2 separate regions of the Mus musculus genome follow, and region 1 is linked to region 2. The links are chromatin loops, found by intact Hi-C in ENCODE. Cell type or tissue: heart. All regions are shown on one strand. Links, peaks and the distances in the headings refer to the core of each region. The heading gives the core; the rest is flanking DNA.

Evidence for each region. Hi-C counts contacts between places; a loop is a spot of excess contacts. Peaks named below come from ENCODE experiments on the same cell type or tissue, not always from the same donor. Only the 100,000 strongest peaks of a DNase experiment are listed, where the experiment ranks them.
Region 1: a loop joins it to region 2, with 2.1 times the contacts of the local background. A loop is called at or near these places in 5 of 42 quality-filtered maps.

The regions. Positions count from the first base shown.
Region 1 is chr11:88,545,472-88,561,630 of GRCm38, forward strand. All of the region lies in intron 6 of Msi2 (musashi RNA-binding protein 2), which reads right to left. Among named protein-coding and RNA genes, the nearest start is that of 0610039H22Rik, 66 kb to the right of the region's middle. In heart, for the core only: CTCF peaks have their summits at 4,764 and 7,750 (motif pointing right); DNase peaks (open chromatin) are centred at 5,710, 7,730, 10,690, 11,790 and 3 weaker places; H3K4me3 peaks cover 781 bases; H3K27ac peaks cover 7,584 bases.
Region 2 is chr11:88,245,804-88,261,962 of GRCm38, forward strand. Gm38534 (a long non-coding RNA gene) reads left to right here. Exons shown (of 4, transcript XR_001780289.2): 2 at 7,919-8,092; 3 at 8,434-8,522; 4 at 9,896-10,710. Among named protein-coding and RNA genes, the nearest start is that of Gm34366, 16 kb to the right of the region's middle. In heart, for the core only: no CTCF peak of the experiment used is centred there; DNase peaks (open chromatin) are centred at 6,598, 7,278 and 7,738; H3K4me3 peaks cover 470 bases; H3K27ac peaks cover 3,734 bases.

The DNA of each region.
Region 1 (16,159 bases), core at 4,165-12,164, 300 kb after region 2:
GTGAAGAGGAAAAAGTCTGTCGCGTCTGACGTGTCTGAGCTAACACACTTCATTTTCCTTTCTAGTCAGTATGTGAACTAAAAATTACTTCTTGCAAATAGATGCATATGTCTATAATGGACACATAACATATGTGTCTATGATCAAGCTGGGAAAAAAAACAGAATCAAATAAAAATAAGCCACTCAAAGCACTATCAACAGCGCCCAACCTCCAAGAAAGGCATGCTGTTTTAATGTATCTATGTTTAAGAAACTTTTGATTACCAGCTTAATTCCTAACATTCTAAAACTTATACCCAACGAGATGGATAGCTCTCACCTCTCATCAAAGAAACCTCTCTTTAGAGCAAGGAAGAACATTATAGAAAACAGTAACAATGCATAGACCAACAGATGTGAAGAGCCAAGACCCAAAGTCAGCACAACTTCACCTAAGGCTCAGGGAACATCAGGAAAGAAGGAGCAAGGATGGTAAGAGCCAGGGCACTAGGAAGTCTGCTGTGAGGTTCTGTCTCCTAGAAATAGCTGCCCAAACAAGACCTAAGTGAGCAAGGACCGTATTAATAAACTTGCTAACCTTGGGGGTGGGGGTGGGGGTCTCACAGTGGCCCCACCCCTAAAAAAAAAAAAGAATTTTAGGCAACTAAAGATGGTTGAGAGAGAACTTAGCCTCTAAAGGGATGAGGGAATTAGTTATCCAGGACAGAGTGGTCAGCCCTGGAATCATCACACACACACAAACAACATAAGCAAGCTATGTTTATATATTTGTGTATGGATAATCATAATACAAAACAAAACAAAAAAATGCCAGGCAGTGGTGGCACACGCCTTTAATCCCAGCACTCGGGAGGCAGAGGCAAGTGGATTTCTGAGTTCGAGGCCAGCCTGGTCTACAGAGTGAGTTCCAGGACAGCCAGGGCTACACAGAGAAACCCTGTCTTGAAAAACCAAATAAATAAATAAATAAATAAATAAATAAATAAATAAATAAATAAATAAATATTAATAGGAAAAGGTCATCAATTTGAGGGAGTGTGGGGGGCCTAGGAGGGTGGGGACATGAGAAAGGTGGAAGGGAGGGAAAAAATTAGGGAAGTGATGTGATTATATTTTAATTTAAAAGTTTAATTGAAAAAAGAAACTTCCAGCCATGATGTCAAAGATTTCTCAGGTCACTGAATAACACACACACACACACACACACACACACACACACACACACACACACACACACACACACACACACACAAAGCAAAAACAAAACAAATTCTAGCAACTCTGGTCTATGTGCAGAAAAATCCCATGTTGGGGCCAATATGCCACACCAGCTGGGATGGTTTATGCTGCAGTGTCAAATTCACTGGGTTCAGAATCACCTAGCAGAGGCTGGTCTGAGGGTTAACTGAGAGGCAAGGACCAGCCCTGGATGTGAGCAGCACATGAGGATCCAGACTTGGGGCGGGGCGGGGGGGGGGGGAGCAGGGAGAGGAGTCCAGGAGAGGGGTTGGTGGACACTTAATGATGGGCACTCTCCTCTCTGCTTCCAGTCCCACAATGACATAAGGGGTTCTCTCTCCCCTACTCTGTAATGATATGCTGAACCCTCACACTGAGGGATCTGTCCTTCCTTAGGTTGTCTTTGGCTGGCATTGTCCTTCTGACAAGTAGCTCCACACACTCAGATTCAGGACAGAGGTAGAGGAGGGCTGAGCTGGGTGAAGCCAGGAACAAGACCTGCTCCATCCCTGAAGATCCCCACAGTCCCCAACAGTGCTGAGTGTTCTTGCACTCACACAGAGCATTATACCAAAAGCCCTTCAAAACAACTGTGGGGAGTGCTCAGAGGGGAGGGGGCGGTGTCCAGGTACCACTACATCATCAAAGACACTAACTGGCTTTGGAGTTAGAATCTGAGTTTCAGTCTTGGTTTGGCCCTCGGTCAGCAGTCTAACAACGATGCCCTTAATGACAACAGAGAATACTAAATCATGACTGAGCAGTTCGTGCATGGGTGTCTGATACGGAGCTGAGGAACACGTGGTCCTACATGATCCCTGACACCAGCCCTGTTCACTGTTTCTTTTGCTGATGGGCAGGTGAGGCTCAGGAACATTTAACACAGTGCCAGACCCAGGGTCTAGGCTACTTAGCAGCAAATGACAGTGTCATCTGAATCCTACCTTCCTTTTCCCTCTCTCCCTGCTTCCAGAGGCTTTCAGCGCTAATGCAAATTTAATCCAAGGCCAGGTGTGACCTTGTAAGTCCCAGAAGACTGGAGGAGACCCCCCCTCCCCGAGGAGGGTGCCAGTGGCTCTGCACAGGTTCACTGTCTTCCTGGCTGATAGAGGCGGGGAGTCAGCCTACAATGTCCAGCCGAGCCTCTGGAGCGCCAGGACCCCTGCTTTCTGTATTCTGTCACTCTAATGGAGTAAGGGCAATGGGAGGAGAAGGGCTGCACACACCTCTGGGCGGGCTCCCTGGCAAGATGAACCACATACCCGCTTCCTGTTCACTTTACCTCACCAATGATTTTTAAAGCCTTTTAATTGTCCTTAATAAATTACCTACATGTGCACGATAGTTTCAATAGTTACATTAATTTTTCTCAGTGCATCTAAGCTGTTTATTATCAGAGTGTTAATGGAAAAGAACAACATGTCAGGCAGGCTCTTTCTCACACTCTCTGGGCTTGAGTAAATGAATGCTTATGGGATTGCTTTCCCACACCACAATTAAGGACATCTTTATTTCATTGCAGCTAATCATCTTTCAGCAAGGCCAGAGGAGTGTGCCCGCTGGAGAGCCCCGGGGAGGATCGCCGAGGAAGCAGACTCGTAGAAGCCTGCTTCTGGTAAGCAACTTGCAACTTTATCCACCAGTCTCCCTGGTCTGAAATGTAAACTAAGAGACCTGGGTATTCACAGCTAGATCGAAGGGAACAGGAGAAACATTGGTGATATTTCAAAAAAACTTCCTGACACAACCCACCAGGTCGAGGCTGCCCACCAGACAAACTGCTCAGCGCTGGAGGGTAGAGACAGCTTTCATTCCCAGAACAATGTTGGAATGGAACAGAGCTCCTAGCTCAGGTAACCCACAGGGAACCAGCCAACTGGTGTTCCAGACACTGCGGGTATTGGAAGAACAGCTATAAAACCGGAGACTCTAGACGCTGCTCCACATACTTATCCTCTGACTGGCTTGACTGGACAGCCGGGCCTTCCTTGTGTGACAGGAGGAGCCAGGATAATCACACAAATAAGCCAAGCCATCTATAACTGGCCCACCATATCTGGAGTCACCCTTTCAGAACAGGGTGGTCTAAACTTGTTGGCTGGAATCGTCAGAGGCTCTTTGGAAGTGTCCTTAAGGGAGCAGCTGGCTTAGTTAAACCATTGTGAAGCAGCCCACCAGCAGCTAATGGGACTGTACCCACATGGCAAAATCACAAGCCTTAAGGCCTGCCCCAACCCTTCTTCCCTAACACCACCTTCTTGTCCCATCAGATGATAGTGTTCCTCCCATACACTGCGCAGGTGCCAGAAAGCCCCTCCCATTTTCAGCTGCTCTTTCAAACCCCGCCCCCCATGCCTCCTTCTGAACCATGCTTTGAGTCCTGAATCAATTCAGTAAGTCACAATGCTCTTCCAGCAGGACTCACCACTTCTACAAGCCCAGGGCACTTGGGCAAAATACGTGGTCAACTTTTCCTTAAACTGGTGCCCAAAGGGTTGCCATGAAAACTCAGGACTCTGTGGGGACCTAAAGAGCTCACCACCAGGAGCAAGGCCAATGCTTGACATTGTTGACACAGATGTGGCACAATCCCCCAAGGGGCAGAGACAGAGGCTCCCTTGCAGTGGGCCCTTCATTTCTAGCTTCCAAATGCCTCAGGAATAAATCCAAACTCCGCCCTACCCCCGGCAAGCCTCTGGCTCTCTGAAGTCTTCTGGTCTATCGTCCCCTTTTCTCTTTTCTGACCTCACATAGCTTATTCATACCTTGGGCACTGAACAAACCATGTGACCTGCCTCTGAGAGGCAGCTTTGCCCTGGATGCCTAAGTCACTATCCTCACGCCCCCCGCCCCAACCTGGTACTGTTCTTGATGCTGCTCATAATCCGCCGTACTGCCTTTGTGTATACGTGTTCAGCACGCCAGCACTAGAGCGGAAGCGTCACTAGAGCCCAAGTGGCCTAGGCCCCAACCTCACACAGCAGGGACTCCTAAATATCTGACTCAAGACCCAAAAGGCACTCTTTTTGTTGTAGAAGGAAGTTTGGTCGCTCTAGCACCACCCGCCGCAAAGCTCTATGTGGCAGGTTAGCTACAGGGAGACTAATGGATAGCATTGCAGGGTGAAGCGTTGCTGGACCTCAGGGACGCACCTCTGGGGAATACTGGTAAACAGCACAAATTAACAAAAACTAGTTGCATGTTAATATATACTGCCTCCTCCTCAGACGGCTTATGAACACTGTAATTTTCTTCACTAAAACACTGTCTTACAGAACCAACTCCCCTAATTACAGGCGTTTGTATGCATTATAATCTTCATACAATTAAACCTACTAAAAAGAATAAATGGTTAAATGCCCCCTTGCCCTGTCAGTAGCCCATCCCTCCCCTAACTACCAAAACACACGCAAACAAAAACAAAACCCGACAACACAACAGAAACAGACCCAAAGGTGCTGAGAAAGCAAGCACAGCTGAGTTGGCAGTAGACAAAACCCTCAGAAAATTGGAATTCAGGCTGACAGAGCCTTGTCGCCACAGGGGGCAGAGTCAACTTTCAACTTCAAACCCTCTGGCATCTGGGTGGCTCAGCACCTGATTTCAATGTCACATGAAAGGCTCCTAGGTACTGAACAAAATGTCTCATTTCAGGAGCAAGCATCTCCCCTCACACAGTTCATCTCCAGACACACACGTGGTCTGGTGACCCGAAACAGGCTTTGGGGATCTTCTTCAAAAACTTGCACAAAGGCATTTGTGACCAGGGGCTGTTTACCAGGAAGTCTGTGTTGGCTTCTCTGGAGCCAGGCAGGTTTAGCTGATAAACCTTTCTGGGACACTGCATCCTGGAGAAAACAGCCATCAGAGGCTCTCCCTAACAGGCCCAGACACTGGCTATTGGACCAAGAACCCCACCTGCCTTTTGTTTTGAAGACTCAGCACTAGGGTGAAGGAAGGGCTTCCTGCCCCACAGATGAGGTGAATCAGGGCCAGATATACCACTCCAGGGCCTCATCGGGCCCTTTCAACAAGCCCTGTGTGGTAGGAAGGACAGTTATCTCATCTACCTCTGAGGAAAGTGGAGTTCACAGAGGGGGCACATTTTACCAAGGACACATGGCTACAGAGTAATTGTGTCTAGCCTGCAGCCTCAGGAAGCCTGAAGCTGTGGCAGGCCTGCCTTACAGGGGTAGAACTGGCTAGTTCAGATAGGCCAACTTTTCCATTGTCTTTAGGTATCCTTCCCAGGGACCGAACACTCCCAGCTGCACAGAGATGTCCTGTGAGCTTTCCCTACTAGTAGCCTCTGACCAGGACTTAGCAGCAGCAGCAGCAGCAGCAGCAGCAGCAGCAGCAGCAGCAGCAGCAGCAGCAGCATCCGGAACCCCTCTTGAGTAGCTGGAGCACAGGCTGGCACATGAGAAGCAGCAGTTCCTGCTGCAGCCACGTGTGCCACTGAAGCCACCAGGAAGTCTCATTAGTCAGCACCGACAGCTGCTGCCCCAGAACACATGGCCCCTGTGGAGCTCTCTGCAAGCCTCTGCCAAACCAGGGAGTGGGTGGAGAGAAAAAAAAGGGCCAGGAGAAGCAGGAGGCTGAGACACCCAAGGGGCTCCACATGTGCTCCCTCCTTACCTACAGTACAGCTGAGGCCAGAAAAAACTCACACAAAGCCACAAGCCCCTTCCAACCCACTCCCTCAAGCCCCAGCTTTGAACCTTCTAACTTTCTAACAAGGAGCAAGACCCAAAGTACCCGAACCTTCATGTTTCCCCCCAAGGCTGTCTAAGAGTTATCCAGGTGACTCCTAACACCTTCCAGGCTGGCCTGAAAGAGTGTACATCACAGCTAGTAGCCTTTCCTCAGCCCTTGGGTTTGGATTAGGGCAGGGTTTTTTGTTTTGTTTTGTTTTTTAAATAAGCATTCTCAGGTCCTCTCCTCCTGTCTCACAGCATCAAATTTCCAGCCCTGTCTGCCAGAGATATCCTAAGGCCCCCAGAAATGCCAGCAGGAGATGCCATTCTACACACCTGTCAGGAAGATCAGGAAGAAAGGAAGGACTACATGGCCACAGGCCAGTGCCTTCCTCATTTCCACTCCACCCTGAGGGGCCTTTCCAGGGTCTCTTCAACATCCTCCCTCAGACTTCACCCACCTCATCTTGGACAATAGAATGCAGGGTTGTAGCTGTTTCCCAGGAGAGGGGACACACTGAACAAAACATCCATTCCTTCTCAGGAGGATAGGTGGCGAGGCTGGCTGACTAGTCAGTATGGAAGCCAGTGAACGCCATGCTACTTATGAAAAGCAAACGCGCATGCACCATCCCCTTCAAGCGGTTACATTTCACGGCAATTCCTCCTTAAGGGAGTGAAGCCACTCATGCCTGAAAACCAAGAAGGTCAACATCCTTTGAGGGTTTATCAAAATCGGCTGTACTGATGTATAAGACCATAATGTAAAGTGGAACCCAACTTTTATGCCTGAAGGCATGGACAAGAGGAAGCGCTGGAGGAAGAGGGTCTCCTCCTGAAGCGACCAGAGTGAAATTACAACAAAAGAAACCCCTGCATGTAAGGTATTTGCCAAGAAAGTGGTGAAAAACACCGTGACTATTACTGCTGCCTGTATACCCACTGTGTGCCAGGCCACAGGCTGGGTACTCCTTATGTCCCAATTAACCACCATGACAGCAGGGAGGTAGGAAGGCAGGCAGGCTGAGAGAAGGGAAAGCGGCACACTTATCACAGAAGAGCTTGTTCTCCCCAGGGTCTCCTTCTCCTCAAGTAGGCTCCAAGAGTTCAGAGGTCCAAACAACTGTAAAGCTCTAAAGCCGAGGTTCAAATGCTGTTCTTAGTCACGGCAGAAGCCTTTCTCTGTACTGGTACTTTAGTGTTTAGTTCTCTAAAAATCCCTGGCCCGGGGGCGGGGGGAGCACGGGCCAGAGTGATGGCTCATTGGTTAAGAGCACTCTTCCAGAGGACTGGAAGTTCAATTCCCAGTACCTACATGGCAGCTCACAACTGTCTGTAACTCCAGTTCCAGGGGATCTGATACCCTCACAACAATGCATATAAAATAAAATTTAATTAATTAAAACAAAACAAAACAAACACCCTGGCCTCATCATCTCTGCAGCCCAAGCCAGCAGATCTCAGACTGCAAGATGCACAGCAGCATACAGAACACACTCCATTTCTCACTCCTAGAGAGGCAAACTGGGATGTTCAGACTCAGGCCACTGCCACTTAGGGCCAAAAATTAACACCAAATTGGCCTTGGAGGGAGGAGCATACTCCCTGCATCTCCCTGCTCAGCCATCTTGTCCCTGCAAGTCATCAGCCCAGGCGAGGGAGTGGGTGGTTCTGAAAACCCATCCCCGTCAATGGAAACAAAACATAAAGGCTGTGCTCACATCCATGGGTTACCAGCGTCACTGCCTCCCACAGAAGGCCGCGCTGCTCAGCCTGAAAACATTCTCTCCAGTGTGGCCAGGTGCCTGCTGTGATGGGGCAGCAGCAGGGGGCAGTGTTGACAGGAAAGAGATCCCAGAGCTCCGTCTCTTAGCCTCAGGAAAAAGACTGGAGGCCAGTTTTTGAGCCTTTTGCCTTCTGGGCTTCTGTCTCCTCAGGTCCGGTCCCTAAAATGTCTCTTCGGCTCTGTATTTCAGGTGTCAACTCACCAGGCACAGACAGTGTAGCGAGGCTCTCCAGGATAACGAGAGACCCAGAACAAAACCTGTCTGCCCACCCTTCTCACTCAGGATCACATGTGGACACAGCCATGGGGCACAGCAGTGAGCAGACACTGGCCTCAGTTTCCGGTTATGTGAGCCTGCAGAGGCTGCTGCTCACTTAAGAACTGGAGAAGTCTGACAAATTATAAACAGGCATGCTCACTTTTTAGAAGACAAGCTCCAGGGCAAAGAGGCCTCTCTGCCCTTTGGCAGTCGTGTAGGTCTCCTACCTTCTCTTGGCCTCTTTTAGCTACATGCTAGACTGAAAGCTTAGCTCTGACTCAGCCAGACCAAAGGTGCTGATCAAACCCAGGGTAGGCCTAGCTGATAAGGAATAGCTGGCCGATGTTGAGTTGACAGATACAAGGGTCATAGAAGTCTTTAATCATGAGATAGCAAACACTGTAGTGTTGAAGAAGAAACGAAGCCCAGTCTGGCAGCGCACTTGGTACCTGTAATCCCAGCATTTGGGAGGCAGAGACAAGAGGGTCCCATTTAAGGCCATTTTCAGATACATAGTAAATTTTAGGCCAGACTAGAGGCTACATGAGACCCTGTCTCAAAACATTTATTAAATAAGGGGGGTGGGGCGAGGTCTGTGGCTTTCCATCCCAAGCTGGGCCTAGAAGGGTGACCCTTTCTTTGTTCCTTTAACCCATTGTTTGCACACAGATGACTGTCATCGCCCGTCTGGCTCATCTCTGAATGCCCTGCCTCCCCATCCGGTAGCCACATCTCAAAATGGCTATGATGCCTTCCGGGTCAAAAATGGTCAACAGTAATTCAAGGTCAAAATAACGCCCTGATTTTGAGGAGATCAGCATTAAGGATCACTTGTCCAGTCCATAATGCCTCAGCCAGGAAGCCTTGCTGATTCTGAACTGCTCGGCCCATAACTCAAATATCCCAGGCACAAGATTATAAAGTACTTCCAGACTGCGGGCGGGAGAGAGGCGCAAGCTTTCTTCGTCCATTGATACCTTGTAAGCAGCATTTGAATTCGGGCAGACCCTTTCCACACTGGGTTATAAGTCTCTAGTTCTTTATCATTGCAACTCCTCGCTCTGGTTCTTGTATAGACATGGGGCTATCACAGAACTTAATGACTGGCCAGGAAATGACCCTAAATCCTCTGGTCTGCAAGTCCCTTCAAGCCAAAGATCCTGTCCTGCACCTCAGAAAAATCTTCAACATCCATCTTGCCCATGATAGCGAACGTTACTTCCAGATAAGGCTGGGATTGGCCTGCCTTCAAAACTCCTTCCCCCCATCAAGAGAGAGAGGAGGAGGAGGAGGAGGAGGAGAAGGAGAAAGAGAGAAAAATCCAGTTTCTATCATCAGCCAAAAAGGTGATTCTGCAATGCCCCCCAGTCAGGCAATCCCACAGAAATGTCACAGTCTCAGGGAAAACTAATCTTCACCCAGACCCACCAAGTCCCACTCAGCTTTCCATCCACCTGAGAGACCCCACAAAGCACAAAGCCCGAACAAATACCTCTACACATCTCAGGAATCAGACACTTAAGGAAGGTGTCCACATCTTCACTGAGACCTGGGACAGATACAAAAGGCAATTAACTCCCTCTTGACCAGTGAGCTTCGTGCTCAGGGCCCTGGTTTCCTCCTAACACAGTGTGGGGGTGTTCCAGGCTATGCCCCCTGTTCCAGCTATCCTCCCTGCTCTTCTGACGAAAGCCCTCAACCTCAACCCACTTCCAACTTTTCTACCCAGGAAAGATCATAATTTTGAAAATTTCTTAGAGGGAATATTCCGTTTCCTTAACTGAACAGTGGCTTTCAAAATAGCCCTGACCTTCCTGCCCCTCCCCCTCTCTTCGTCACCGAGCAACAGAAATTAAATTGATTCCCGCTATCAGCACTCTGCATCTCAGTGATTATACCCAGCCACCAGAAAGTCAGCTCTCTCTCCATCCCGCCAACCAAAAGCCTGTTGCTAAATCCAACCCCACAGCTTGGGAAGGAGGGGGTATGGAGGAAGGGGGGTACCCCAAGGGCACAGGTAACAATTTATGCCCCCCTTGTCAATGTGGTCTTATCTCTGTGGCCAGCTCCTTCTGAGAAATGGCAGGCACCCGTTACTGAATCCCCAGAGGGTTGCTTATGGGACCCCTGCTGTTTGGGACAGGTGGCCCAGTGGGGAACTGAAAATTTATGGTCCTCACTACCTTCCTTTTCCTTGTCCCTTTCACTATGCAGAGGGATGCCTGGCTTGTCTCAGGGGACAGGGGACTGGTTCCAACCCATGACTTGGGAAAATGTACGGAAGGCAGAGACTACAGAGGACGAGCCTCCCCCAGAGAGGCCCCTGTGCTTTCTGTCCACAGCACCTACGGCAATCTGTAATTACAAGTGGATTCATATCTGTGTAGTGCTGGTCTGTCAGTTTTCCCCTCTAGATTAGGCCCTGTAAAGGCCAGACCTTCCTTTCCACAGCAGGGTGAACATGTATTAAGTCAGGTCCTAGTGATACAGACTCAGAAATCGGCTACTCAAGAGACTGAGGCAAGGCTGTCTGGACTACAGAGCTTGTTTAAGGACAGCCCTGACAACCCCATCTCATAAAGCAGACTGGAAAGGGACTGCAGCTCAGTGGTAGATCATTCACCTAGAAGACCCAAAGGCCTGGATTCAATCTCAACACTGTAAAACCAAGGCGGAAATGCTTTACGGCCAGCCAGCTACTAGAAACAGGATGTGAACTTTCTGGTAGGGCCCCATCGGGAATTGTTTGATCCACTTGTAACACAAGAACACAAAGTCCTCCTCTTTTCTTTCCTCATACCTCTGGCCAGAAAAATGCAGCCCTGTCTCGTGTGGAAGAAAAGAAAGCGCCAAGGACAGAGCTTTGAGGAAGGGCTTCTGTGCACATTAGACTCAGCTAGGTGCTCACCCATGAAAACCAACTTTTCTTTCTCTCCCCAGACCTTCACATATGTCCTTGATTTAACACCCAGGCCACCCCACTGCCATGCTGAGATCCCCAGGAATAGCAGTCTCCTCCCATCAGCTCCTCCCAGAGAGCAACTGTGAGTTTCAGTCTACTGGCACCCAAGAGGTCTGGCTCAGAGTCATCTGTGAGGGTGACATGCAAGGAAAACCAAGGGCCTTCATTTATTTATTTTTGCCTCACTTTGTCCCAAAGGGACTGGAAGCGTCTTAAAAAGATAACTTACAATATGATTTAGAGAGAGAGAGAGAGAGAGAGAGAGAGAGAGAGAGAGAGAGAGAGAGAGAGAGAGAGGAAAGGAAGGAAGGAAGGAAGGAAGGAAGGGAGGGAGGGAGGGAGGGAGGGAGGGAGGGAGGGAGGGAGGAAGGAAGGAAGGAAGGAAGGAAGGAAGGAAGGAAGGAAGGAAGGAAGGAAGGAAGGAAGGAAGGAAGGAGGAAGGAAGGAGGAAGGAAGGAAGGAAGGAAGGAAGGAAGGAAGGAAGGAAGGAAGGAAGGAGGAAAGATAGATAGATAGATAGATAGATAGATAGATAGATAGATAGATAGATAGATTGATTGATTGATTGATTGATTGATTGATTGTGAGGAAATGAACCGGGATGGGAAATAACAAAAATTCAAAAGTTGGGTTATTGCCCAAAAATATATCTCACCAACTGGCAGAGACACTCCCAAGGAATTCCAAACCCCACCCTGTGGGGGAGTGGAGTGGGGTGGGCAATACTCTCCTGAGGTTCAGGGGTACATGTCACCTGCCACCCAAGTCTCCCATTCCACTTTGGAGACTCAGGAGCAGTGTGCACAGCAGTCTCCAGGCTGCAAGCCTCTCTGATGTCCTGGTGTCAAATGGCTCTCAGCTGGGGAGAAGCAGGTGGCTGGAGTCCCCCACAGCCCCACCCCAGGAGAAGGGAAAAAGCAGGGTGGGGTGGGGGTGGGGTGTTTCCTTCCAAACCAGAGCACATTTTTGTGGCGTGATGGCCTCCTCAACCTCTGGGGAGGGCTCAAGGCTAATCCTTCCAAATCTAAAACTTATGTTTTTGTGTGTGCGTGTGTACAAATGTGTGAGCAGACGTGTACCACAGCATGCACATGGAAGTAAAAGGACAATTAGCAGAGTCAGTTTTCTAAGCTTGGTAGCAGGTGCCTCAGCTTTAGTGATTCACAGTTGTCACAAAGGAGTGGCTTTACTGGAATCCCCACAGCAATCCATACCCTAACGGCTAAGGTTACACTCAACTTTCTACCTCTGTACACTCTGGAAGGTTCCCTGCCCCAAACCAAGTTATCCTGGGCTGCCCATATCCATGCTCATCTTTCTGGAACAAATCTCTCAGCTTCTATTTAACATAGAAGCCTGCCTAGTTTCACCCTAGCTGAGCCAGGTCCAGCCTGGATCTCTCTCCCTTCATTTGCAGACTGGCTATTACGGTTTTGGTTCGGTTTGGTTCCACACTTTGCAGAGAACCCAATAATACCCAGAACACCAGCACACCCGTTTTCCTAGAAATTTATGATCAGGCATTCTTCATTCCTGTATCATCTGTTCCCAGTGTTCTGCATAATGGCAAATATTTACTGAGTGCACTTCCTGTGCTGAGCCCCTGACTGGGTCCCTTTCATAAACTCGCTCATTCACTCCTGGCTGTGGCCCAAGAAGGCAGTGCCTTTATTTTTTCTCCCATTCCATGGATCAGCATACTGAGTCTCAGTGAGGGCCAACTCCTTGTCCCAGGGGTACTTCTAGATACCACACCTATGTTTATTTCCTTTCAAAGCTCTTCACCACTACAGAGCACAGCAATGCCTCCCCTGCTTTCACCATCCATTACAAAACTCTCCTGGGTTCAACAGTTTGGTCACTGGGTTAGGTTCCCCTCCCCTAGGCATACATTTACCCCAAGGGCTGAACCAGTGCCATGACAGTACAGGAAATAACTGCAGGGGTCATGGCCTCACAAGGCCTGGGCTCCACTCTTACTCAAGACCCACAACTTCTCAGACGTCCAGTCTCCCATGTGCTGAGGGGAGCTAATCACCACCCTTCGGTGTCTCCTCAGGCACAGCTAGGATAACACTCAAATACAGGGCTTCCTAGACACAAAGAATTTTCAAGGAAGGGTGAGTTTCTTTACCCCCTCAGACAATCCCACATGGAACATAAATCCATCACTCAGTGCCACCTGAAGAGCAACAGACTCATCATGGAGGGCCTGGGATGTCCCCAGTGGGCCTTCCTTTGAAAGAGAGTCATCCCCCAGTTTTCCTGAGTGGTGAGGCTCTGGACAGTAAAAACGATTTTCTAATTAAGTGGTAAACATGCTATATTGACTTGAAGTGCAAAAGGGACTCAGGGGAGGAGGACAGTGGATTAGAGAGAGAGAGATGCAGCCCAAGGATTGGCTGGGCCTCAGGCCAGGTTGCCTCTAGTGGCCCTGAGTCTCCCCAACTCAATCCCCAGGGAACTGGGACTAGGTGACCTTTAAAAACACAGCCTTTGTCCTTTGTTTGCCAAGAGAGCCTTCCAGAGGCTTCGCTTCCAGTGGTTCTTAAAAATCCCACTTCTTCCCTTTGCTCCCAAGGCTGCTCACGTGAGCCACCGGGAACCTTCCTGGCACAGTTCTCAACACACTTGTCCTCCTTCTGCTTCTTCAACCAGCAAGTTCCATCCCGTCACAGGGATTCTCAATGCCCCTCTGCTGAGAATGACTGTACCCCAGAACTTCACAAAGCTCCTAAGGGAGCCTTCCTGTCCACTCACTCAGCACCAATTACCAGAAACCCCAAACACCATCTCTTACGTGGGCCATTTCTGTTTTCTTCATGGCCAAACACATGGCCTGAGGTTCTTATTACCTGCTGCTCCCTGCATGCCTTCCCTTTAACCTTCCACTAACACGTATGATCCACGGAAGCTAAAGTAGTGACTGTTAAATACCTCTGTGCTGACGCAGTGTAGAAGGTAGACTATAGATGCCTAATAAAAAGCTGTGGGGAGCACGCCACTGCACCCCTATTTATGACAGTCAAGAGAAGTACTCATCAATGGAAAAGCAGATGAAGAGAGTGTATGTGTACATATGTTTGCACATGTGCACACACACACACGTGGGGGCAGTAGTTAGTCATCCATTCTAAAAAAGGGAACTGCTGTCATTTGTGACAGATGGGTGAACCCAACCCTACAGGACGACTCTTATGTTCAGTGAACTAAGTCAGCTCCAATAAGTCAAATCCAACATGGTCACACCCGCACGTGGAATTGAAAGAAGTTGGGACAGAAAAAGAAGCTAGGCAAACAGCAGCTGTCAGGGGTGGGGGTGGGATGTCCAGGAAGGGAAAGAAGTCAGTCAAAGGGCATCAAGTTTCAGCCACAGTCAGGAAGACTCGGCAGCGATTCCTCAGCTAGCATGGTAGCAGCTACAGTTAACCAGAGCACATCACGTCACGCATATCACAACTGCCTACAGAGGGCATTGTAAAGTCACTCACTATGAAAGCATTAGAGGTGATGGGCACATAAACCACTGTGGATCATTCCACAGTACACACAATGCACATACAATCAGGTAAGAATGTAATAACAACTGTCAGTATTTACTATGGCTGTGCCATGGCTCACACAGGGGTCAGAGGACAACCTCGGGGAGTGAATTCTCTCCTTTCACCAAACAGGTTAAGAGAATTGAACTCAGACTGCCAGGCTTGGTAGCAGGCACCTTTATCCACTTGAGTCATCTCACAGGTATAAATAAGTACAAATAACACTTTTAAAAAACTAGGGCCTAATCCCAATCCAGCGTACCACTTATTAACTAGCTGCCGTTGCAAAAACTCTACTTTCAAACTTATTTTATTCTACACAAAATAAATTCTGTACTTAAAAAAAAAATTATACCACCCAAATAATTTGCTGAGAAAGGAGATAGGAAAACCCACCATTGTGACACAAAGCGACAAGTGTGCAGATGAATAGGATGCTGAAGAAGAGGTGGTGGCTAAGTGTGACTAGCTCTACAGATGGACGCTGGGGATGTCCACAGATGATGCTTGGTTGGGGGCAAGGGAAACCCAACCCATGCTGGCAAAGTCTATGAACCAGGCAGGGGTAGGCCACCATAGACAGTGGGAAAAACCACTGGCCTCAGAATTCATGTTCCCGGTTTACAAACCGGTTTCCCCATGATACTAGTTTCCACATGCTGTCCTGTGAGCACAGCGCCTGGTACCTTCAAACACTCCAACCCTGTTGTCTCGTTTTTTCTAGAATTAATGTCAGTGAACAATGTGTTTCTGGGATCGTATCCTTCTGAAGACTCCAGGAGAACCTTCATGGTGCCTCTCTCTTTCCTACTGTCTACTGCTGGTCAGCCCTCTGCGGTGAGCGGATCACTAGCAGGCTTCACAGAGCATTCCTGCCCACAGGAGGTCTCTCAGCCCAATTTCCATCCTCTGATAAAGCTACGAGTCACTGCGACAGGGCTTGCCCCAGCCCAGCACAACCTCACTAATTATATCTGCAAAGACCCTATGTCCTAACAAAGCTTCTTTCTGAAGTTCCAGGTGGACATGGACTGGGGGACGTGCCACCACTTCAGCCAGAACGCCACCAACTCAGCAGGCAACTTCACGGCAGTCACTTAACATGTCCAAGAAACCCTTCTGCTCAACATGGGCCCCAAATTCCTTCCCCTGGAGCAAGGCTTTAGCAGGCACTGACTCGGACGCCCCTCATATAAACGGGGGACTTCGGCCTGGGCTAAAAGTCCAGGAGCCTGGAGATTTGTAGTGTCAGGAAGCAGGGAAGAGAGGCTCATCCAGGGCAGTCAGAGCCTGAGGAGGCTGTGCTGTAGCAGGGGAGAGCATGGCAGGGGACGATGTAATGTGGTAAGGCAGAAGCCATTCGGCCCGGGTCAGGATGGGGTCAGCAGGCAGGAATGTGGAGAAGCGAACAACCGGAGGTGCTCAGTAGATAAAATCCTGCTCCAGAAATGAACCAGAAAGAGCTGTCAGGAACAGCGAGGTTCTCCCAGGCAGGAATGTGGGGTGGGAAGCCAGACAGTAGGCAATGAGGCCCATCTGAGGAGAGTAAAGAGTGACAAGCCTGAGCCATTTAAACACAAAAGCCTAGCAGTGGCAACATGGGGTGGGGGAAGAAGGCTACAGGCAGAGACTAGACTGAGTGGGGCAGCTGCAGCCTGAGAAGGAAGGGGCT
Region 2 (16,159 bases), core at 3,651-11,650:
TGAATGACACCACCACAGCAAAACCTCGTTTTCTGTGTTTGAAGCGATTTTCTTAGGATTCGACTCCAGACAAAAAAAAAAAACTTTGGATATTTTTAAGGCTCTGGACTCGTTTTGCAAATTTGTCATTTTTACAGGTTTTGCATGAATTCGCACTCCCACAAGAGTTCTGATCTGAGTTTGACTGTAGAGGGAGAGAGCCTGGAGAGATGGCTCAGCAGTTAAGAACACTTGCTGCGGGGCTGGTGAGATGGCTCAGTGGGTAAGAGCACCCGACTGCTCTTCCGAAGGTCAGGAGTTCAAATCCCGGCAACCACATGGTGGCTCACAACCATCCGTAACAAGATCTGACTCCCTCTTCTGGAGTGTCTGAGGACAGCTACAGTGTACTTACAATAAATAAATAAATCTTAAAAAAAAAAATATTTAAAAAAAAAAAAAAAAAACACTTGCTGCTCTTGCAGAGGACCTGAGTTCAGTTCCCAGTGCCCGGTGGGGAAGCTCACAGCCACCTGCCACTCCAGCTCTAGGGATCTGACACCCTCTTCTGGCCCCTGGCCCCTGTGGGGACCTGTGTGTGCGGGAGCACATGAGCACATGCACACACACACACACACACACACACACACACGAATAAAAAATAAGAATTCTCAAGCCGGGCGTGGTGGCACACACCTTTAATCCCAGCACTCGGGAGGCAGAGACAGGCGGATTTCTGAGTTCGAGGCCAGCCTGGTCTACAAAGTGAGTGCCAGGACAGCCAGGGCTGCACAGAGAAACCGTCTCTCAAAAAAAAAAAAGAAAGAAAGAAAGAAAGAAAGAAAGAAAGAAAGAAAGAAAGAAATTTTCCTGGTTTTTAAGTTTTAAACTCTTTGACACATGAAACATTACCCGCCACCCCCATTTAGCCCTCTGGTTCTTTCTGGAAGATGCGGTCAAACCAACTCACGATGCAGTAGAAGCTGATTGTGAGCCCTTGTTCTCATTTCAAACCTCCAGTGGTCACTCTGCCCCTCTCCCCCACGGGGCAGCGCAGCAGTCTGATCTTGCAGCAATTTAGAAATGACTGTTATGGTTTAATATATACGCTGTACTTCCCAGGCTCGATGCTTGGGGAGACTAAGAATTTCCCCAAGAAGCAGAGTAGGCCACACCCCCTTCTGCTTCTGCTTCCTGGTCCACCAAGATGTGAGACATCTCAGTCACATATTCCTGCTGCCACAGCCCTGCCATACCTCTTTCCCATTATGATAGGCCTAATCCTCCTGAAACCAAAACAAACCTGCCTTCCTGAATTTGTTTTTTTTTTTTTTTCGAGATGGTTTATGATAGTAGCAACGTAGAAAGTAGCTAATACCCCAGCTATCCAATTGGGACTTTCAGCCGGGTGTGGTGGCGCACGCCTTTAATCCCAGCACTCGGGAGGCAGAGGCAGGCAGATTTCTGAGTGTGAAGCCAGCCTGGTCTACAAAGTTCCAGGACAGCCAGGGCTACACAGAGAAACCCTGTCTCGAAAAACCAAAAACCAAACCAAACCAACTGGGATGTTCCCTGGTTCCTACACCAGTCTGCAGCCATGTTGACTAATTCTGATTCCTTCTAATGTATCCCACTGCAGCTGGATGGACCGGGAGCTCAGTCTACTTACCTGGTCAATGGGTTCACTGTTCTTCTTCTTTAGGATGTGAAATAAAGGTGCTTGCAGGTTAGGACATTTGAATTCCTCCAGGAAGGAGGAAAAACCCGCCCTCACTGGTCCCCTGCTTATTTTGATGTTGAGAGAAAAAGAGCAATGCCAGTATTTACACGCCTCTCTCTGTTGGAAGGTGTGACACAAAGGGAAATAGAGAGGCACACCTGTGAGTCACTAGAACAGAGAAAGACAGGAGCAGGTGTCCACCAAAGCCTGCCAGGGTGGCAGTGCTCTCAGGGGAGGGCCCTCCTGTCATGACTGTATTGTTTCACACACACACACACACACACACACACACACACACACACACACACACACACACAGAGAGAGAGAGAGAGAGAGAGAGAGAGAGAGAGAGAGAGAGAGAGAGATTGGATGTTGATGCTGTGGGCTGAGGAGCAATCTCCAAGTTGAGTTCAACCTACATTGACAAGTGTAATATCCAAAACAAATTCAAGACTACCCAGTACCTTCCCCCTTCAAAAGGACTTTCGAAACTGTACTAGCAGGACAAATACAGAGTCAGATAAAAAGCTGGCTGACTAAACAAATATAGAAACATAGTTTTAATGGTTAAAATTACTAAGCTTCCAAAACAAGATAAACAATTCCCCTGCCCTACCTCACGCTAAAAACCTCAAGGACAGACAAAATGAGAGTCACCCTCTACAAACCAACCAATGTCTAAAAAAGTTATTGGCTACACCAATTAAAATAAGCCAAATTACCCTGGTGCTTATATCTGGTCCTTACAAAAGTATAAAAAGTGTGTTCTTTCTTTGTTCTGGGTCTCTCCTCCGGCCTGCGTGCTGAGAGGGGGTTCCCCAACATGTTGGATAAGCAAAATCCTCATGCGTTTTGTAACGATGGCGGTCTCTGTGCTCTTTGTGTGAGTGAGGGTCTTTTGACAAGCTACAACACAAGGAGTCTTACCGCAAAGGCTCCCTTTGCAGGAGGCTTTCTGGGAGTGGGACAAAGATACAGTGATGGCTTTGTGATGGGAGACAGGCACAAGAGTTCAGGGGTCAGGCTAGGAGGCTGGGAGGTAATAGTAACGTGACACGGGTAGCATGCGTTTACTGTATCCCAGACACTTTCCAGGGGGTGGACTGTTTCTCATTTCGAGGTTCAGCGAGGATGACTACCGTCACCCAGATCTAAGGATGAGAATCAAGACTCACAGAAAGGACGCAGTGAGACTGGTGGGTTAGAGCTGCTAGTGTACTGGGGAGAACACATTGGAGTAGGGATCTGGGGAGAGATGGCTTAGTGGGGAAAGAGGAGAGGCTGAGCTCAGTTTCCAGACCTTATGCAAGAGCTCCGAAGCTCATGGCTGCCATCCCAGCGTTGGGGAGGGAGAGGCTAGAGGATCCTGGGACTTGTTTGTCAGTTGAGGTGAATGGTGAGCTTGAGGGAATGAGAGACTGTGTCTCAGGAGAATAAGGTTGGCGGCAATTGAGAAAGACATACAGCATCTAAGTACTTCAGACTTCTGCATACACACACACACACACACTCACACACACACACTCACACACACACACACGCAGAGAGAGAGACAGAGAGACTGGGAGACAGGGATAGAGACAGAGACAGAGGAACGGGGGGTGGGGAGAGAGAGAGAGAGAGTTGCAAGCACAGGATGAAAAATTAAAGTCTTCTGGGAAGCCAAGTGTCCAATTATTTAGGCTCCAAATCTGGGACTCTAATAAATCTGCACTTGGAGCTCACCCTGCCCTCCAGATACTCCTGACATCACATCTGCATTCAGTCCACTCCTGAGCAGCAATCTTTAACCCCACTCTCCCCAGTGCACCCAGTGCACTCTGCACCAGTGTCTAACCTCAGCTACTGCCTAATTTCCTCTTAGCTGCCTCTGCACTCCGTCCATCTTCCATCTCAGTGCCCCGTAAACACGTCCATTTAGTGTCTAGCCCACTAATGGCAGTGGTGAACTTGTGTGCTTGCCTATTTAGTCAAATGCTCGTCAGGTGGGAGGAGCATGACTCCTTAGGAAGGGAAGAGGCTCTGCGGAGGGAGCGGTTGCTGGGGAAAGGCTGACTTCTTTTCAGGCTTTCTTGCCGGACGCACAATCCCACAGTTCATCATCACATGAAATAGGAAAGGAGATTTGTTCTGAGAAACACTGACCCCTTTGCTCCCAACGTTTTTACAAGGTCAGGTGCATCCCGGGTTTATTTAAGAGTGTTATTAGAAACAGCCAGGACCATCCCAGCCCCAGCTGGCCTCACCGGAATGCTCATTTCTTTGGGCATATCACCGGAACAATGAATGAGAGAGACTGATGAAGGAGAGAGAGAGGTGGTTCCACAAGTGTGTCTCTGCCTCTGTGATGGAGAGAAAGAGAAATCTAATGTGAGAATCCAGAAATGGAAGAAGAAGAAGGCCCAAGCTCTACGTAATCAATATTTACAGTTTTCTTTTAAATTTTTAATCACACCGATTTACTTATTTGTGTGTGCTTGTGTGTGTGTGTGAGTGTGTGTGTGTGTGTGCACACACATGCACCATAATGTGCATGTGGAGGTCAGAGGAGAACCTGTAGGAGTCTGTTCTCACCTTCTACCATGCAGGTCCTGGGAATGAACTCAGGTCGTCAGGCTTGTGGGCAAGCATCTTTACCTAGCAGCCCATGCTCACCAGTTTTGAAAACAAGAAGGCGGAGTCTTTATCTCTATTTCATAGATCATTGGTGATAGGCAAGGCACAGAGTCCTGGAAACATCTCTGGCCTCAGGTCATGGGTGGGACCTCCAGTGTGCACTAACTCACTTCTGCAATTAGTACATTTCCTGAGCAGTTACTGTTCCAGACATCAGACTAGGACGTGTAGATACAGTAGTGAACAGAAACAAAGCCCCTCGATTCCCCGGAGCTTAGTCGGAGGAGACAAAGTATCAGATTTATAATAATATATCCAGGGGTGATGACTGCCATGAAAAACTTCATTCTGTAAAGGGGAAGGAATGGGCTTTGCTCTTTATGTAGAAACATGAATGATATAAGGAAGGAGCCCAGTGAATTCAGAGCCTGGGGTCGTAACATTCAGGAAAGAAAGGAAAAAAGAACAGAGCCCCATATGACAGAATCATGCTGCTAGCTAGGTACATTCCAGCAAAGAAGCCTGGCAGACATGAGCAAGGGTGATGACATCAGAGAAGACACCAAGGGTGTGATCATGGATGGCTCTGTTGAGTGGAAGAACTGTACATTCCAAACATGGAATCTTTGGAAAGTCCACTGGCATGTGGAAATACCAGCAGAGGATTGTGGGTAGAAGCTGGGCGAGCAGCCAGGAGATAGTGGTGGTATGGACTATGTAGAATAGTGGAACAAGAAGCAGGAAGAGTCTAGACACATCTGAAAGGTAAAACGGACTAGATCTGCTGATGTTCCGGTTGAGGGTGTGAAAGAAAGAGACAGTAGGAGATTTACAGTTTGATTGGTGGTTAGTTTTCCTAGCATGCACAAGGCTTTCAGTTAGATCCCCCAACACCACATAGAACCACATGGTGGGGCAGGCCTCTAATGCCAGTTCAAAGCCATCCTCAGCTAGATATCGAGTTTAAGGCTAACCTGGGCTACATGAGAGCTTGTCTTAGAAAGGGGGTGGGGGCAGAAGAAAGGTAGCAAGGAGAGAGGATAGCCACATTGTTTGACCAAGTAACCGCATGTGTGAGGTTGCCACTAATAAGTGGGAACGCAGGGATGAGATGTGAGGAGACATGATGCAATGGTTTGCAGAGATAATTCATTGCTGGAGGAGCCGGGGTGGCTGAGAGGAGCCTAGCTGGAGTGGAGGGCACAGTTCCCTAAGCGGGAAGGGGGCCAAGAGCATCCACTAGTTATGTCAAAACCTTGCTAATGGAGGAGGGATGAGGTTTGCAAACAGAGCTCTGGATGCGCTGTGTACAAGTCATGGTGACTTTAAAGAGGGCAGGTGGAGTGCTGTGGGCACCAACACCTGGTCTATCAAACTTGAGAGCTGACAGAAGACACCATGTAGCCTTTCACTGAGTCGGCTGTTGACATTTGGGGTGGGCGGGCGCTCCCTGGAGGAGCATTTCGTGCAGTTGCTTTTTTTTGGTAAGGAGATACTTCAGCATATTTGTAGCCCAAAGAGTAATTCATCAACCAGGGGTCAGGTGGGGATTGGTAGCATGGGAAGCGTGGGACAAAAGGTCCTGGGCCATAACTTTCTCCCTGTCTTTATTGTAGAGCTCTGAGCATTGATCAATGTGTTTAGTAATTGTTTATGGTTGATGTTTTGTGAATGTCTCTGGCATTTATTTCCCCCTTTAGGCAACGTTGTTTTCCTCAAATGTGCCCATGGAACTAGACCAGATCCATTTAATGATGAAAGCGCCTTGGAAAAGCAAATCCCCTGACTTGGGTCCACGAGCCCTAGTTAGCTCTTATCACTCATTTGTAGGGGTGTCAGGCGAATCGATACCAGAGAGTTGCTGTTATTGAAAGCTCAGTGTGCGTTTTACATGAATTATCTCTGTAAACCATTGCTGTGATGTATGCGCTATTGATTATCTCAGTTTAATGAAGAAACCCGTTTTCAGAGGTTAAACCGCATGCCCAAGTCTGAGGGTAGTGCGCGGTGGAGCCATGGCTTCAAACCAGACCGCGTCTTTTAATCGAGGTGCCTTAGAGAGCTACTCCACGCCCCCTAGACGGACTGTTACGCCCAAACTGTCGCCACAGGCAGATGTTAGCACAGAGAGTCTGAACCTTTTTTTCCCTGCCAGGTTGAGCCAGGCAGTGTGTCCTGAGGTGGAAACTCTCTGAATGACAAACCTACAGTCCCTTCTCTGGGTGTCCCCTCCGCCCCATCTTTGTCCCTCATCCCTCATTCGGGCTGTGTGGTACCAGCTGGGCTTGGGCAGCAGGGGGCGCTCTCTCGCCACGAGAGGCCGAGCAATGAGGTCTCGCTCTAGGCTGGAGAGAGACTGACTCCCCAGCTCCCAGCCTCAGCTCCTGTATTCTTGTGGCTAGCAAAGCTACCTCATAGAATCAGAAGATTCTGCGAAGGTTTATGAGAAATCTATGCTCTGGTGGAAGGGTGTTAGGGTGGCATGAGATAGAGGTAGGAAGCTCCAGCTCTTGGGTTGGGTGTTGACATTAAAATAGGGGGATTCCAAGAGGGTCACCAAGCTCAAGGCCTAGCCTCGGCCAGGACTCCTAGGTACTGGGCTGGGGAAGGAATTTGGTGAACCTGAGGTCAGGCAGGCACTGAACAAACACCTACTTTTCTTTTAAAGTTCCTGTCTGAGCTGATTTCTTTCTAAGACTTCCTGCTCTAGGGACCACTGAGATACTGATTTGGGGTTGGAAAAGCAGCTTCCTGCCCTTGCTGGGATACAAAAAAGAGAGATGTGAACCTCGACTTTAGACCAAAGGACTCAGAAGCAGATGTCGTTACTCAGGGCCCACCCTCCTCTGCTCCTTTCCCAAGGCACCACTGGCCATTCGCTACTCTTGTGTGCTAAGGAGCAACTGTCCCTAGGGAAGGCCAGAAGCGAAGGGCAGCCATGTGATGGGCGCCTGAGTCCTGGTGCCACCACAGCTGTCATCTGCATGTGACTGCTTGAGGCCTGGCCAGAGGCACTCCAGGCCACAGAGGGAGAGCCAGGGACACAGCTGCTCCTGCCGAGAGCTCAGCAGTCTGCATCTCTCAGATCTATAATACCAAGCCAGGAAGCAAAGCTAGAGGGAGCCGGAAGGACCAGAGCGCCCCCTGCCCCCCCCCCGCGCCCCCAGGCCCCGCCCCCGCGAACCCCCCCCCGCCCCCTGCGACCCCACCCCCCTACCCCGTGCCTCTCTAAAGCATCCAGAACTGACTCAGCTGCATCAGACTGTGCCCTGTGTCCTGTTGGCATGTCCCCATGCTTCGTCCCTGGAGTGAACTACAACCTGGGACTTCCAGAGGCGGCTATGGTTAGGCAGGGAGCAGCCAGTGTTCTGGAGTAGACCCAGACATAAACCTAATTCTTGATTTGAGAACAGTGGCTCCTCTGAACTGGCTTGATAATGTGTTACCAGCCGGGGCGAGTCAGCCATAGAGGGGCCTGGCAATCCTTCTGCCCTGCAGATTCTTTGACTCCTTCTTTTCTTTCTGTTGCTTTTGTTTGCCTAGTTGAGACAGGACCTCACTATGAAGCCCAGGCTAGGCTTGAGTGAGATCCCTCTGCCTCAGCCCTGCAGGGTGCTGGATCCGGGAATGTGCAGGCTCCTTACTGTTTGGAAGGAGGAATTCTGCAGGGCTCAGAGCCGCAGGTGTTCCATCCACCCTTCAGCTGCACTTCCTGTGGATGAGACCCAGAGAAATGGGAAGATCAACTGGGCAGCAAGTGACAATCACCTACTGAATGTAAGAAATGGAGCCCTGGAGGGGCTTTGTCCTGTTGCTGAAGAGAGGCAACCTGGATTCATGGGACTCCAGGATGGGGGATGGGCAGTTTCAGTGTCGGTGGAAGAGAGGTTGGTTTCTCTGTGATAGAAATGCATGGCTCCAGCAGTGGCTGCTGTCCTGTCCTGCTTGGCTCAGGGGGGCTGCACTGCTGCAGTAGGCATGGGACAGACACTGTATTCCAGTCGTTCCTTGAAGGCTTGAATGCATCAGATTTGGGGTGGCGGGTGGGAGTGGGGGGACAGTGTCCTGTTTTGTTTGGGAAACATACAAGAGCCACTATTCTTTCTGAGTGATTCTAGGTCACTGCTCCTCGAGTCACCAGAACAGACCGTTGTATGAATAAGAATGACGTCTGCGAGCACCCGCCGTGCTCCACTGATTGTATGGGGTGAGTTAGAAACATTTCTGATATTTTCAGCAATACTTTCCGAAAGAGAGTCCTCCACTCTATACTGAGGCAGATGGGATGCAAAGAGCATAGATGTCTAGGTCATAGATGCCGAGGTCAAATGGCCGAGTCAAGGTGAAGTCAGGCCGGCTTTTAGGTCCACTCCAGCTGACTCAAAACCAAGGGCTGAGATCTGTAGAGCAGCCCCATCTACACCCCCCCCCAAAAGCAGCCTGTCCCCCATCTTCAAGCAACCCTTTTGCCAAGGGAGTCCAAACTATTGCACAGACTGAGAACTGGCTTCCTTATTATTTTGTCTCTTATTAAAAAGAGTTTTATTGTTATCTATTTTTATAACTTATAAATTGTGCGTGCATGCCAGGCAATGGTGGCAAATGCCTTTAATCCCAGCACTCAGGAAGCAGAGGCAGACAGATTTCTGAGTTCGAGGCCAGCCTGGTCTACAGAGTGAGTTCCAGGACAGACTGGGTAATACAGAGAAACCCTGTCTCAAAAAACCAATAATAATAATAATAATAATAATAATAGTAATAATAATTGTGCGCGCACATGCGTGCGTGCCTGCTTGCCTTCATGTGGGTATGTGTACAAGAGTGGAAATGTCTGCAGAACCCAGAAGAAGGTGTCAGCCCATCTGGAGCTGGAGATACAGGGAGTTGTAAGCCAAGTGATGTAGGTGCTGGGCCATGAATTCAGGTCCTTGCAAGAGCAGTACACACACTTAATTGTTGAATCATCTTGCTGGTTCTTCTCCCTCTGTTTTCTGTTTTCGTGTGTGTGTGTGTGTGTGTGTGTGTGTAGTTCTTTTAGTGGGGAAGGCAGAGTTTCTCTATGTAGCTCTTACTGTCCTGGAATCTTTCTATAAAACAGGCTGGTCTTGAACTCAAAGAGATCCACCTACTTCTGCCTCACAAGTGCTGGGGTTTAAGACACGTGCCACCACCACCTGGCTAAAGATTATTTTTAAATTTTGTGTCTAGCCATGCATATGCACATGAGTGAGGAGTCACACGGAGGTGCTGGATCTGGGGACTGAGCATAGGTCCTCGGTAAGAGCAGTACTTGCTCTTAGCCATGAAGGCACCCACTTCCCCAGTCCCTCTTTGCCCTGTCCCCATCTTGCCCTTGAAGGTAATGGAAGAGATGCCCAAACAAACACTATTGTTGCTAAGAGAAAACAACACCTTATGGTTAATCACCCCTGAAGATTTCAGAACCTGGTGATGGTCCGAATAGAAGAAACCTTTCAGAAGGCAGGGATTCCAGCCACCCAAAAGCCCCTGGAGAAAATAAAGGACTCCTCTCTTCCCATGATGCTTCTCTATCCTTGACCCAACTCCCTCCCTCTGCAGATGCTCCTGGGATTGGGCCAAGAGGTTCAACTCCAGCACCAGAGGGAGTAGGATGCCAGGAGAGGCCAGCTTTGCAAACTCCCAACCCCCCGGGTTCTCAGTGGCAGAAGACTGAGTGTACAGGGACCAAGGTGGCTTGTGGTTGAGCTGAGACCACTGCACTTGGAGCATCTGTAGCTCCAGACCCCTTCGCTTTCCTGACTCTACGGATGAGGTGATTCACGCTTGCTTCCTATTCTGTCTTCATGGAGTCAAGGATGCTCTTAGCACCCGTATTAGTCTATTCTGGCTCTGAGAAGAGCATGCTGTAGACTGGGTGGCTTCTAAACAACAGACCTTGATCTCTTGGCTGTGAAGGCTGACAAGTTCAAGATCAAGAGATTCAGTGTCTCACAAAGGCCAGCTTCCGATGACTTCTTCTCATTGTGTCCTCCCATGCCCGAGGGACGGAGTCTTCGGGTCTCATTCACAAGGGCACTATCCCCAGGGTCTAGCCAGCTCCCAAAGGTCTGCTTCCTGATCCTATCACACCATGGACCAGGATTGCAACCTTTGATTGGAGGGTGGGGCATAAATATCCAGTCACTGACAACACCCTTCCAGAGCCCTTAGGATTCAAAATGATAAGTGAATTCTCCATTCTGGAACTGACACCACCTTCTGGAAAGAAATATACAGAAAGAGAAAGTATACTAGTGTCAAGAAGAGAACGTCCCTGCTTTCCCAAAGATATACAAGTGGCCATCTCAGCGGCTCTAGATTCTAGATCATAGCACAGTGGATATGTTTGCTTATAAAGATATTTTGATCTTTTAGTTTATGACTCAAATGGATTGCCAGAGTGGGGATGAGGAGACCAAAAACATATCTAAGGCTCTTAGAACATCTTTTCAAATTGCCTTCCAAATGGGTCAGATTAATTTTCATCTTATTCGGGATCGGTACTGGCTGGTTTTGTGTGTCAACTTGACACAAGCTGGAGTTATCACAGAGAAAGGAGCCTCCCCTGAGGAAATGCCTTCATGAGATCCAGCTGTAGGGCATTTTCTCAATTAGTGATGGGGGGGGGGGCGGGAAGGACCCCTGGTGGGTGGTGCCATCCCTGGGCTGGTAGTGCTGGGTTCTATAAGCAAGCAAGCTGAGCAAGCCAGGGGAAGCAAGCCAGTAAGTAACATTCCTCCATGGTCTCTGCATCAGCTCCTGCTTCCTGACCTGCTTGAGTTCCTGTTCTGACTTCCCTTGGTGATGAACAGCAGTGTGGAAGTGTAAGCTGAATAAACCTTTTCCTCCCCAACTTGCTTCTTGGTCATGATTTGTGCAGGAATAGAAACCCTGACTAAGACAGAATCTATAAGAACATTAAACATAGCACATCCAATCAGTATCTCCTTCCTTCCTTCCTTCCTTCCTTCCTTCCTTCCTTCCTTCCTTCCTTCCTTCTTCCCTTCCTTCCTTCCTTCCCTCCCTCCCTCCCTTCCTCCTTTCCTCCTTCCTTCTTTCCTTCCTTTCTCCTTCTCTCCCTCTCTCTCTCTTCTTCTCTCTTTCTCTCTTTCTCTCTTTCTTTCTTTCTTTCTTTCTTTCTTTCTTTCTTTCTTTCTTTCTTTTATTATTTGGTGTGTATGGGTGTTTTGCTTGCATATATATCTGTTTACGTGTGTGAAGTGCTCCCAGAGGCCAGAAGAGGCTGTTGGATCCCCTGAGACAGGAATTATAGACAGTTATGAGCTGCCATGTGGGTACTAGGAACTAAACCCAGGTCCTTTGGAAGTGGCAGAGAAGCCAGTGCTCTTAACCATGGAACTGTCACTCTGGCCCCAATATTTTCTTTTTTAAAAATCAGTTTTTAGCTTCCCAAGTCTATTCTTCTTGTTAAATGAAGCCTTGTGGGTAAGGTTAGAGTCGCCTTTGCCCATGTCTCCCTCTCTCTCTCCTCCTTTGCTAGTCTTTCCTGTGCCCCGGCACACATCTGCCCAATGTTTGAAATATAGTACCTGCTGATATATACTTTTTTAAGTGCTATTTTCCTTCCCTTGGAAAAAAGCTTGCATAATTTCTGTAAAAAGCCAGGTGGTAAAAACGTTAGGCTTTTTTTCTGTGCTACAGCTGTCAAACTGAACCTGCTGTTGTAGCACAAAGCAGCACAGGCAATATGCACGCACATGAGTGCAGCTGTGTGCCAATAAAACTTTATTTATACAAAAAAAAAATAGCCGCCAGATTGGATTTGGCTTGTAGGCAGTTGCTGATCTGATCTCTCTGCTAGACTGTGAGTTTCTTGGATCCAGGGCCGAGTGGATACCCCAGTCCCTGGAATGGCCCATGCAGGATTTCCCTTGGCAATGACTGGGAGGGAGGGCTGGCTTTTCAACACTGCATTGACCTTAGGTGAGCAGAAAGGACATCAAGCCATCAGTCCTCATCACTGCCCCTGTTTTCCTTGAACTTTGGCCTTTCTGTTGGGAACAGGTAGCAGAAAACAGAAGACCATTCCCTTGCGACTTGAGTCTTTGAGAATGGGAACTTAAAGAGAGAGCATGGCCATTTTCTTCTTTTTCCAGAGAAGGCATGGACCAGTCACAGGCAGGTGAGAACTATGCCATTGCACTTGAACCCAGGAGACAGCTCAGCAGCTAAGAGCGCTTGCTGATCTAGCAGCAGAAAGAGAGGTTCAGTTTCGAGTTCCTATGTCTCTAACTCCAGCTCAAATGGATCTATCGCCCCCTTCTGGCCTCTGAGGGCAACTGCACTCACATGCACAAACCCACCCACATACATACATACATAACTAGAAATAAGAATTACTTTTTAAAAAAACGTCATGGCAGAGGAGTACCAACAGGCAGCATGTGTCCAGAACCTCCTCTGGACTATAGATTCCTACAGCACTCAGTGGTAATCAGACAATGCTGGGATTGCTAACAGTGAGCTTAGAGCTGTGGCCACTCCAGTTATATACATGAGGCTGTAGCTGGCTGCCAGGATGGTACTCCTGGGGAGTGGTGGAACCTTCAGGAGGTGCAGTTTAGAGGGAGGTTCTTGTGTCAGGAGGACGTGTCCCTAGAGGGTGTTGGAGACAGCAGTCTCTTTCCTGGTGCCTTTGTCTCCTGGCCAAGAGGAGAGTTCCTGTGCCTGTATTTCCTGCCACTTTCATAGCGTGCCCAAAGCAACGGGGCCACTTTTGCATTGGAACCTCCCAAACCATGAGCTAAGTAAGTTTTTGTTTAATAAAATATTTGCTTCAGATCTTTTGTTATAGTCATGGCAAGCCACCCAGTACAGAAAAGAACACAGAAGAAAAAGGGCTAAAGGGGACAAAGACTCAGAGCTGATGTCCTGGTCCTCCACACCTCACCTCTACTCCAGTGACAGACACTCCAAGTTGTCATTCTGGCCGGTGTCCATTCTAATCTTCTCCTAGTTGAGACTCCAGGTAACAATACAGTTCCCGGTCTCCCTTTCAGCTGGTTGCACTCAATGAGAGATGGATGCAAGCTCTTTGGCTATTTCTGCTTACCCACTTCTTGGAATGTTTTCACAATGTCTGGTGCCCCAGAAGCCATGATGAAGCCACCTTGCAGACAGAAGCCAGGTGCTGAGGCTGGGGGAATAAAACACAGAAATGTGGCTGCCTTACTCTGTCTGTCTGTCTGTCTTTTAAGATGAGAGAGAAAATAAATCTCTCTCTTGTTCAAGCCATATCGACCAGGTCTCCTCTACAGGAAGATAAATGCAGTTCCCAAGTGTTGAAGCCTCAGAGATAACCAGAGCTTACAGGACACACGAGCTTTGCTAAGAGGGGCCCATCTGGTTGGGTCCAAACATTGCTCCTCTCCCGGCTTCTAACCCAAGACCTCAGATGTAACACAAAGATGGAACCCAAGGTAAAGGGAGGAAGTAAATCAGAAAGAGACATTTCCTTACTGACATCGAAGCAATGGCTACAGGAGGCCAAGCTGTAGATTCAAGATGGATGAGACAATATGACAATCGGACCCATGAAGGTTGACTGGTCCCAGATAAGGGACTGCTAAACACACCCACCTTCCACTGGCTGAAGTCCCGAAGTTCCCTAGCAGAGCAATTATAAGAAAGGTATGTGTAAGGGGTGAGGTGGGGTGGAAAGGAGTCAGCTGAGGCCCGATCAAAGAAGATCTGTGTTCCTTCCTTCCCAGTGAGTGGGCAGCTGACCAAGTCCACCTATTGCCAGAGCCATGTGCTCAAGTTTATGCCTGAGGACAACCCACTGGACACTTAAGTTCTAGACCAGTTGCCCCTTTTGGATAGAGCAAATTTGCACCTGCTACTGTCTCTATGCTCTGAGTTCCGTGAATAGAGAGACAAGTAAAAGAAGTTCTCATGGGGTGGAGCAATGTCTCTGTAGTTAAGAGCACTTGCTATTCATTCATGCCCAGGACCTGAGTTTGGTTCCCAGCACCCACATTGTGGCTCAAAACTGTCTGCAGTTCCAGTTTCAGGGGATCTGATGCCCTCTTCTGGCCTCTGTAGGCATTGCACACACATGGTGCACATATATACATACAGGCAAAACACTCATATACATAAAATAAATAAAATTTAAAAATAATAATAACCAAAGAAAGCCTCTTTAGCCATGTGTGCTGGCACATGTCTTTAATTCCAGAGGCAAGAGACTGTGGCAAGAAGATCATTAATTAGATGCCACTCTGGGCTGTCTGTCTTCAGCACACACACACACACACACACACACACACACACACTCGTCCCCTCACCAAGTGGGGCAGCAAAGGAGAAACATTCCTTTGGAGCTTTGATTTACAATTCCACCAAGAGCTATAAGCATAGCCCTCGTTGACTGAAAAATGGCTATCGGAAGTGCAGAGGTTCAAGGGTCACACTGTCTGAAGTCAGGTGTAGAGTGGCTCTCACAGGAAGTCCATTTTGTCCAAGGACAAAGACCCAGAGGAAGGCCTGGCTCTGCACAGACTCTAGGGCAGAGCCCTCCCAGAACCTCTGGAAGTGGCCAGCACTTGCTTAACCTTGAACGAAAGTCAAGTCGCCTGGGGAGGTTTCCTGCTGTGTCCTTGTCACTACAGAGAGCAGTGGCAGCCACTGGCAGCAAGGAGGTTCCCCCTCAGACGACTCCCTATCAAGGCGATCTGCAGATTTTCCTCCAGCCGGCATATCGGCTGCAAAGATAATGTAGGTATTTTCAGCCAGCCCAGAGCCAGAAAGATAAGGGGGAGAAGAGCGGGAGAGAACTTGATTGAATGACCAAGATAAATTTACTGTACCACAGGAAATCGAAATGCAAAAATCAGGATTGGGAACAACTGAAATATTTAAAAAGACAGAGAGAGAGAAGGGGTGGGCAAGCTTACCCCTTCCTCCCTTGAGCTCGTGAATATTGTAAAAGATAATAGGGTCGAGAAGGAAAGGGCCCAGAATAGAAACTAGCCATTACGGGAGGACAGAATGACAGGGTCCAGGTTACAAATGGGAATATAATTAAGGAAGGAGAAGACGTGAGAAGCGTTTGGGGCTGGTCTCCTTGGCCTCAGGTCTCCCAGACTGGGGCCGAGAGAACAGGCTTGTCTGCTGTAGACGCCTTTTCTCTCATCCTCTCTGGAGTCTGTGAATGCGGTTGGGTTGCATGCATGGTCTTGGGTGGTAACCCTCAGGGCTGTGGGTTAGCCTGGCCCATGGGCTTGGCTGCTGTGACTAAGAACCACAAGAACCTAAATAGTTTGGGTCAGGTAGGAGTTTGCTTCCCTAATGTGTAGCAGTTTGAGCTAGGTTTTCCACCCAAGATCCTTCTACCATCTTTGGACACTGTCTTCAAGGGCTGAGGCTGAGCTGCCATGGCTCCAGCTAGATAGAAAGGGACAGATCCTACAGAAAACCCAGCAACCTGCCCCAAGGCTTCTCCTGGCTTAGACTGGTACCTCTCACTCCAGTTCACATTCTTTCAGGGACCTCCTCTTTAGTTGTACTGCACCCATTAGCTACAGGGGCTACTGGAAAATGCAGTTCTTGTTATGCACTCAGGAAGATGGGAATAGGCTATTGGAGGATGAACATGGATGAAGACCACAAAGAACTAGTTGGAACCAAGAGGCTGGAATGGCTGGGTTTCTGCTGGGAAGGGACAGTGGGACTCTGGTCTCAGAGAGAGCCTGCCCGTGGCTCCAAGCGGACGTTTATCCGTATCAAGGAGATCAGCTACAGACCTCTATCAGGACCAGTGGGGTCTGGAAGCAGATGTACTTCTTGGTGAAGATGTAG